Linked DNA regions of Homo sapiens: region 2 is linked to region 1. A link is a loop called in an ENCODE intact Hi-C map of the cell type or tissue named here. Cell type or tissue: heart right ventricle. All regions are shown on one strand.

What was found. Hi-C counts contacts between places; a loop is a spot of excess contacts. Peaks named below come from ENCODE experiments on the same cell type or tissue, not always from the same donor. Only the 100,000 strongest peaks of a DNase experiment are listed, where the experiment ranks them.
Region 2: a loop joins it to region 1, with 11 times the contacts of the local background. A loop is called at or near these places in 64 of 110 quality-filtered maps.

The regions. Positions count from the first base shown.
Region 1 is chr18:27,594,468-27,599,467 of GRCh38, forward strand. It overlaps LOC107985126 (a long non-coding RNA gene), which reads right to left and starts at 677. Exons shown (of 3, transcript XR_001753535.1): 1 at 483-677. In heart right ventricle, a CTCF peak has its summit at 4,930 (motif pointing left); a DNase peak (open chromatin) is centred at 4,944.
Region 2 is chr18:27,361,547-27,366,546 of GRCh38, forward strand. No RefSeq gene overlaps it. Among named protein-coding and RNA genes, the nearest start is that of LINC01908, 140 kb to the left of the region's middle. In heart right ventricle, a CTCF peak has its summit at 2,560 (motif pointing right); no DNase peak of the experiment used is centred here.

The sequences.
Region 1 (5,000 bases):
TCCCGGACAACACAGTGTGTATCTTATTCTTTGTACTTCCAGTACCTGACACAATATCTGCTACAAAATATGTGATAAATAAATGTTTCTTGAAGAAAACAGAATCACTCTGTTGTTTTTTATATCAGAGTTAAAGAGACATCATTATTATGCTCATCCTCATTTTCTGCCATGAATGAAAGTCAGTATTATAATCCATCTATCCTCCTCATGCTGAGAAAAAAAATAACTATATCCTCTCTGCTTAAAGAAAATTTACAAGAGTGTGTTCGGTCATCATTGCATACTAAATTAGGCTTGAGTGCAATTATCTATTCATCTGGCCTCCTGCTTGGATAACTGTAGAGTTTTTCAGTCGGTGTGAAAACCTCAGAAGACTTATTTCACAGGCAATCAGGGCATGATTGGAAGAGCACTGGCTTAGATTCTTATGGAGTTCATTTGCTAGAGGAACTGGAGGGTGCAAAACCAGAGAGACTCACCTGATCTCAGTGTGATTTGATGTGATAGTTTCCAAGCAAAAAGCAAAGGACAGATGCAGAGGTAGAGGCAGTGTCTTGTATTTTTCAGCAGCATAGAAGCAGTAGTGGCTCCTTGAATGTTAAGGGCTTCACAAAGATAAAGGAACACTTCTCCAGTGTTATATGCAAATGGACCAGAAGTGGCAACTGGTAGACTAGAATCAAAGGAATGAGCTGTATTGCAACTTGAAAGGCCACTAATATTTCAGTCTAAATTATCTTTCTCAGATTTACTACCTACCACTGGTGAGGCTGACAAAAGATGAGGTTAGCTGAATGAATAATCAAGTTCCCAGGTCTTGGCTATTATGACCGCCAGCATTCCTGTTAGCAGGTGGGGTTGTTTTGCTGGCATTTTATACAAGCGTCTTTCTTCATTCTAGTCACACACAGCTGCTCTAGAGCTTCACAAAGTACAAAACGTTTTTAAAAGCTGGCATCATTTGGAGTTTCCACCTATAGGAAATTTGAAAAGTTGGCATTTGCATTCCCTAAAGTATCAATCTCTAATGAAAACAATGTCAGAGCCTTAAGCACTTTGGCGTTTTCTGGACACATTATAAATATACAGGATATATTTTATCATGTACTGTATATTAGAGCACAGGGACAAAGAACAAGCACCAGGGACAACGGTTTGAGGCAATTCTTTCAACACATTTTCCAAGGCCATTTCAAATGACTCCCTAGTCCTTGAACTCCCTGGTGATAATTTTAATAGCAGCAAGGACTATTTGGTAACTGGCTTGGATGGCAGGTTGCATTTGGCTTTAGCTGATAGAAAGCCTACTGCCTGTTTTTATTGAGGAGACAATATTCTAGACTATTATAAGGATATTTAAAGCTTTTCTAGCACCATATCCCTTAACTTCAGAGTGCTGCTAAGTATTAACATTTCTTCATAGGCTTTCTTTTTTAAACCTGCCTATGGAACTGTTCATCTTTATGTGTAACCACCCTTGATCGTTGATTTGATACCAGAAGTCCTGCACAGAAACCCTGGTCAGCTAGAGGTAACTGTCAGGACTAGGAAAATGCAGATGGTGCTTCAGGTGAACACTGCTTCATCTCTTCCCCAGTGGGCTCCATCTTAACTGCAACTCACTTCATTATCCGCTTGGGTGATTCTGGAACCATAGAAAATCAGGCAAGACTCCTACGGGGCAAACACACATTTACAAAAATAGTTTTAGTCTCACTTCTAATATTTTCCCCCTTTTTGAAATTTCAAAGAGAGCTGAGCAGGCTATTGATAGTCCAGGATGTGTGGTCACCATTTATAAATAGCACTATGAAAACACTACCCATAGTTTTTTTTTGTTGTTTGCCAGCATCTATCAATTGGATACAAATTATCAGACAGATAGCAGACGAGTCGCTACTTGGAGGATGCCCATTTATATAACAGAGGAGGCTCAGCCTGTCCAAGACCTATTTGTTGGCTGAGTGACAGCTCTGTGTGCCCTGGATCAAGGTGTGGCACTGCTGGTGGGTGCCATGGAGAACTCAGCCGAAACCAAGTGTCACATCACATGTCACCAGAGAAGCAATGGCTTCACAGAGCTGTACCTGTAAACGTAAAATGTTTAATGATGAATAATTTGTTTGAAGCTCTTCTTACTCCACATTTCCTTGGAAAATGAAACCACGGGAGGCATGAAAATCTCTAAAGGGCCTTTTTACATAGATTAATGTGGTAATTCTCTCATTACTATGTTCTGAAGAAGAGCTTCTTACACTTGGCTCTGTGCTTTGCCTTCAGTTATAACATGGCTTTGCATTAAGTGTTTTAATAAAATATGAAATTAAATGATCATCCTGGTGATATTCACCTCTTGGTTGAGGTAAGGAAAAATGTAGTTTCCATAGTACATGAAACCAAAGAGATTATTTTGCCTCCAATGAAGAGATCATTGGTCAAAGACAAGGTTTCCCATGGGCTCACACCTCTCCATTAATTGGAAATGTTTTAGTATTCTCTCCTGCATCTTTGAGGATTACAAATAATGTAACCAATTTACAGCTATGGAATATGTATCCCATCAGAAGCTAACCAGTTTAATTTATTTTTTATGCACATTTAACCAGGAAGTATTGGACGAAAGTAATTATTGAGAGTGATCATTTATACTGTCATTAACTATCTGTGCTTCTTTCTGTTGTAATAGGTGAGAAATAGAAACTTCCTGAGCAGCATTGATCTATTGACTGCTGGACCTGTTAGTAATAAAAGCCATAGATCAATAAAGGGATATAGAATAGGGATGTTTTTTGGTATAAAAATGGTGAAATATCTTTTCAAATGACTCATTCTAAAATAACAAAAAATCCTTCAAAACCGTTGAGGTTTGGGGTTATTTTTTAAGCAAGTGGTATTGACTGAAGAGCAAAAGGCCTTCCCACTAATGATGCCAAGGAAGATTACAGTGAGAGTTTTTGCAAATTGATTGTCCTCATTGGGTATCAATACTTTAGTTCTTTCTTAAAGGGATACTAGGGTTGACAAGCCAAAAGACAACAGCTATATGCTAATTGAATTAATTCTTCAACAATATCTCATTATTCTTGCATTCTGGTGCATACACAGCAGAAGATTTAGTTCTGAGACTAGTTACCTGAAGTGATAGTTTAGATCATGGCTCAGGACTGAGAATTGCAGGGTTCAAATCCTGGTTCTACCACTTATTACTTTAGGCAAATTTCTTAACTTTCCTTCACCTTAGAGTCCTCATCTATAAATCAATCATATACATTTCATATTATTATATGAAGATTAAATGAGATACTATTGATAAAGTATGTAGAGCAGAGCTTGGAACATGGCAGATGCTCAATGCATGTTAGTTGTGCTCAGGCATGAAACTTTCCCAGTCCTACCATTCCTAATTTCATGATATGTTATAACCATGATTCCCTTTAACAGTGGTGCCATTTCCCTGAAGAAAAATTGGTAGTATAGGAAAGCCTGAAAGTTGCCACATTGGGAACCATGGTTTCCAGGAATGACATGGAGTCCAAGCTGTGTGATAAATGCTGAATAGTTTAAATATCACCTGCCATGGCTCTCTGGGCCTAAAGGACGGTTCTCCATTTTGGCAGAATCAGGTCTGTTTGATCACTGGCACCTGAGCCAAGGTGTAATGACTTCAGGACATTGCTCCCTGTGGTAGATTTCACTTAAAGGTGCTCAATTTGCATTCTGTAAATGAGGGTAAAGGAAATCATGATAAAAATGCAAATAATTCTCTCTGGTTGTAACAAAATTGCTTGTTATTGTCTCTTTTTCCTCCTGACTACAATATTACACAGAGACTTGCACAATGTTCTCAAGGACTATTTGTAAAATACATTAATAAATACACAGTGTAGCCCTGCACAAGAAGCAATACTTATGGGTATATTGCTTTGGCTGTGAATTTAAAACAGCACACACATGCACACACACACACACACACACACATACACAGGTTCTTCACATTATAAGCCAAATACATATACCAACTGATGATTATACAAATAAATTAGAATCTGTTGATCATATGAGAGTTTACAAATTATCTAAAAAAACATACACCCTTTACATATTTCAAAAGGAACACTCGACATCTAGGTTTGTTGAATTACTGACTCAAGGTGACAAGTTAGAGGCAAAGCTAGAACTAAAATTCGGACTCTGTCCAGATCTTCTTCCTCGGCATCATCCTACCTCTGTTGGTAACAGGACTCCAAACTTGCTTTCACTTATCGAGAGTAAATGCTGAGTAAAACCTTGTTAGAACCTGGGAACATATACGATCTTTATTTCTTGACCCAACATGCCAAACTAAGGTCAGATTGTTAATTTTGTTTTATTTCTTCCTTCAAAAATTGACACACAATTTAGTTCTTTCCAGAAGGGTTAATAGGTTTCTCTTGTGTTAAGAGATATTTACACCAGAGTCTTAAAAATATTGAGTAACATTACAGAAAATAAATCAACAAAAGTTCAAGTTACCTTTCAAATATCAATCATATTTTGACAAGTCACTCCCTTACAAATTACAAATGGCTAAGCACTCTCCATGGGTAGCAACTGCTAGTGTTTTAAATGCAAGTCTTTTGTGAAACTATTCCTTCTTCTAAAGGAATAGTTTATTTTCTGCAAAAGGAAGGCTTTCAATTTTATGTATGTTATATTCAATTGTCATGGACTATACTCATATCATTCCTGATATTCCCTTGTATGACAAGTTTGCTTCCTCACACTCTGATAGCATTTGTAATATTTCATGTGTTTAAAAAGAGATACACTGAATTCCATGTCTTTATATGTAATCCAAATCTAGTTATTCATCAATTCATTGATTCTTAATCATGGTAACTTCTGCCCATTGGAAAAAGGAGAGTGCATTGGCTAAAAACCCACTGCTGCCACCTAGTGTTACTGGGCAAGCACTGCCTCAGCTTGACACCTTGCCTTTGTGCATCAGAAAGACATCA
Region 2 (5,000 bases), 230 kb before region 1:
GACATGTCATCTTGCTTCCAATCTTTACTCCCGTTATGTATTATCTGCATGATAGCCATAGTGCTCTCAAATAAAATGATAACATGTATATATCTATACATAACCATGTAGTTACTTTCACTCTTAGAATTGTCACCATCAGCAAATCTTATTAAACACCAAGGATGTTCAGGGTACTGTGCTGGGTATCAAAACATTTTATATTCATATCCATGTAATGCTACATTTTCTGTTCATATCCATATCCATATAATACTACTATATATGTTTTACTTAGGTATGTGTATATAGATACACACACATTCTATATACATATGATAGGTAATATATAAACATATATGGTTTTATATATATATATATATATATATATATATATATATATATATATATATATATAGTTTTTAGCCAGAAAAATATATATTTTAGACATAGATATTTCTCTGGCTAAAAACCTTCCCAGTGGCTTGCTGCTTTCCTTAGATTTCATATCCTTTGACTTCAAATTTCAGGCCATTACCTGTGTCTCAATCTGCTTGGGTCACTGTAACTAAATACCAGGTTTTGGGTCATATGCTGGGAGAAGTAAACAATAGACCTTTATTTCTCACAGTTCTGCAGGCTGAGAAGTCCAAGATCAAAGATTTGGTGTATGGCGAGAGCAGTTTCAGTGCATGGTGAGCGCCTGCTTCTCTGGCTTGTAGATGTCCGCCCTCTGTCTGTGTGCTCACATGGCCTCTCTCTCTTGTTCTTATAAGGCCACTAATCCCCTTGCTGAGGGTCCCACCTTCATGAGCTCATCTAAACCTCATCACCTTCAAAAGGCCCTACCTCCAAATACCATCACACTAGGGGCTAGGGCTTCAATACATGAATTTTCAAAGGCACAAAACTGCAGCCTGTAATGACCTGCAAGATCTCACTGTAGCCTTTTCCTCACACCTGATCTTCAACTACTCTCTTGCCACCGTGCTGTGCACACTGCTCCTGCCACACTGGTTCTCTTTCTGTTCCTTAAGTAAGCCAGAATTATTCCTAGCTCTGGGCCTTTCTACCTGCTGGGGCCTCATTTTCCCCATGCCTTCATCTGCCTTCTCATTCAGCTCCCAATTCAGGCGTCACCTCCCTCAGAGAGGTTGTCCCTGGCCACCTCAGGATAAATTTGCTTTCTCATTCTTCTCTCATCACTCTGTCTCACACTACCCCACCTTTTTTTCCTTCTTAGTACTTATCACTATCTAAAGTTATCTTTGTTATTGTTGTTATTATAGTAATTATCCATGTATCGCACTTGTACACAACCTCCGTAAGGAAAGATATCTATTCTGTTTATTAGTTTATTTCCAGAATCTAGAACCTAACATATGATATATATATGTATGTGTGTATATATATGTATGTGTATATATGTATGTGTATATATGTATATATATATGTATATATATACACATAAATAAAACGTGTATAATATGGTAGGGTTAGATAGACAGATACATACATACACACGTACATACATACAGGTTTAGTATCACTTATCTGAAATTCTTGAGACCAGAAGTGTTTTGGAATTTGGACTTTTTCAGGTTTTGGAATATATGCTTATAGATAATGAAATATCTTGGGAATGGGACCTCTCTAAACACAAAATTCATTTTTGTTTCATATGTACCTTATAAACATATTTTAAATAATTTTGTGCCTAAAATAAAGTTTTGACTGCATTTTTTACTGAGACCCATCACCTAAGTCAGGTGTAGAATTTTCCATTTGTGGCATTATTTCAGCACTCAAAAAGATTTGGATTTTGGAGCATTTCAGATTTTGGATTTTCAGATTAGGGATGCTCAATCTGTACCAAGGTTTTCATAGGTTAAGGGGATAGAATCGCTAACCATGGTGTAATAGGAATGGTAAGCAGATCAGGAGATATGTTGATTGGGTGTGGGCAGACATTTTGGCACTGTTATGGACTATATAGCCTAGGACTGGGAGCTGAGATTTTCTTCCTAGGCTGGGGAAGCAGAGAAGATTCTGCGAATTGTCTACCTAATTTCAGTGACAAGCCTTGCAATGAAAGCATTGCCTACTGGGCTCTGTCATAGTTCAGAATCTGACCTAAGGTACAAAGAATCCTCTCAGAATCAACTCATTAATAACAAAGAGTTTTAGTTATGTCTTTTTTCCTTGTGGTCAGAGACCCCACCTCTGTCTCTCATTTCATCTACTAGCTCCTAATGAATGGACTAAGCCAATATGCCACAACATTTTGGCATTCATATCTGCTTATGAATAATAAAAATGCAATTCAAACATATGTCTTCTCATTCTAGATCCTCTAATTCTCTGCTTTTGCTCTTAATGCACAATGTTAATGTCAAATTTGTTTGCTTTAATTATGTTAAGAGGTTATGCTGGAAGGTTATCCATTTAGTCTTTAACAGCATGAAATAGCACTTACATTATCATTGTCAGTTTCTGCACATAAACAAGAACTTGATTAACTGTAGCTAACCATGAAGAAATAAATGTTCTCTTAAATGCAGACATTTTTAGTGGATAAGCACTAGGTGTCACTAGTATACTCTCAACTACAATTATCTATACCTTCAGAGGAACTTTAACTGAGGTAGACTGATGAAGAAATATAGGCATTCCTGGCAACAATGGGAACTGTTTCTTCAGCAAATAGTGCTTCTCTGTTTAAAATCAGATCAGACAAAGGTCTTTGTAAAAGATTTTAATGAATTATAAAGAAAATAGTAAGGTAACTTTCAAATATATGAGAGATCATGACTATATATATTGAAGCGCAGCTGAAAATTGCACAAATAAAATATTTGTAAACTGAATTAAGCTTCCTCATTGACTTCCTTTACAATTTTGGACATGTAATTCTACTCCTTCCTCCTGATATTTACAATTCAGCATAAGACAGAAATTATTTCTAATCGTGTGAAAATGTTCTGTATTTTAAAATAATACATGGAAGTGTACAGCTGAAGAAAGTCATTGTGCTGACCACTTGGGATTTGACATTTTACTGTGTAAAAATTATACTGCAATAAAACACTACTAAAAATTACAATTCTTCATCTTAATGTTGCTTCCAACGGCTTTTTGCTTTTGTAAGCATATATTCTGTGATTAAGTTATTACTCTACATAGCATTTTCGAGTAGTTAGTCAAATGAATTCTGAATCCATTTGATCTTTGCTTGTATTAAGGTATGCCACATGGCTAATTCCCACATCTTGGGACTGCTCATCACTCAATAAGGACTAAAATTTAATATTTAAAACACCATTCTGGTGATGTTTACATTGATATGGAGCCATTTTGTTGGTTGTAATCACTGGCCTTTTGAGAATGAAGAGATCTAATGGATGAGAGCAGGTATACTATTGACTAAATAACAGTTGTTTTAAATTCTATCATTTTCTTTAAAGCAGAAATATCAGCATACTCCATTTAAGCACTGCTTAAATTCAATTATGTATGTGAGGTCTCCTAAAGCTCAGATATAAATGCGATCTACTGGGTGACCTTTGTTGCAACCTAGCCTATCAGACTGATCACTAAATATGAGGCAAGGCTTTTTTATTTTTATTAACTGAGTTTCTAAACACTCAGCTACCAGCCCAATCACTAAATATGAGGCAAGGCTTTTTTATTTTTATTAACTGAGTTTCTAAACACTCAGCTACCAGCCCAATCACTAAATATGAGGCAAGGCTTTTTTATTTTTATTAACTGAGTTTCTAAACACTCAACTACCAGCCCAATCACTAAATATGAGCCATAGCTTTTGTTTTTTATTTTAAGCTGAGTTTAGCCATTTCATTAAATATCTAAAACCTGGGAATTGAAAGTTTGAATAAAATTATTTCAGGGAAATTCTTTATGTATACTGAAAAAAAAAAAAAAACACCCTCCAAACTACCCAAGCTTTTTATGCTATAATTTGCTCTTTTAAACGAAACCATTTACCTCTTTTTTGCTGCCCCAAATGACAGATCACTTTTCTGAGTTTCAGCTTCCTTGTCTGGGAAAAGGAAAAGGAATGGACTTTTTAACTTCCCATTGCCCAATCCTTTTTTTAGATCTATGCTGATATTTGAGACTAGCGACAATATGTTTCCACCCTACCTATCTACCTTAAATTCCAGCTTATGGATCTGCTCAGACTTGAGGTTTCTGTGCATTCCCTTTTATTTTAGACTTTCCCCCAATTAGTTCTCTGCCTCTAAATATGCTTAGAAACAATTGAGACCATTACTCCTTTCTTCTTAGGCTTAGCTCACCAGAACTTTCATAGTGTATCTATAATCTACCAGTCGTATGCACCAGCATTATGCATGATTTGATCCCCATCTGAAACCTATTTCCCACTTATTTTGGATTGAGTGCCATCACAGTACATGATTTTGTATGCTTTTTCTTCACTCTATCGTGAGAAGCCAGAATAGCTAAGCTTTATAAGGAGAAAATTCCAGCGCAAAGAAATTTTTTATTGAGTTCCTATTATGTGGCAAGTACAAAGCTAAGGAATGGGTATACAAATGTAGGTTTAAACAAGAGCCCTAATCTTGGAGACCCTACAATATACTGCAGGTAGCCTAGTCATAAAGTGATCATTTTAATATCATAATGAATACCTTCTACACACTAATATTGTCAATTCCAGTAGGAGAGATAGAAGATAATATATTTGCTGCAATGATCTAAAAATAAGTAAGTTTATTCATTTGTGAGGCAAGAGATTGAGAAAGAATAGTTATTAAGCAACCATGATGGTGAACTCTCATCTGAGAAGTTTTGATAGACTAGACAATGAGATCATGAAAGGTTGTGGGTAATAAGCCTAGACACAAATATATATAAATATATGTGTGTGTATATGTGTCTATGATGAAGACAGAAGTCCAGTGGCACCCACCGAGTGTGTTGTAAACCACTTCAGTAGACAGGGCTTTGCAAAACAGCTTCCCTTTCTGTTTCTCAAC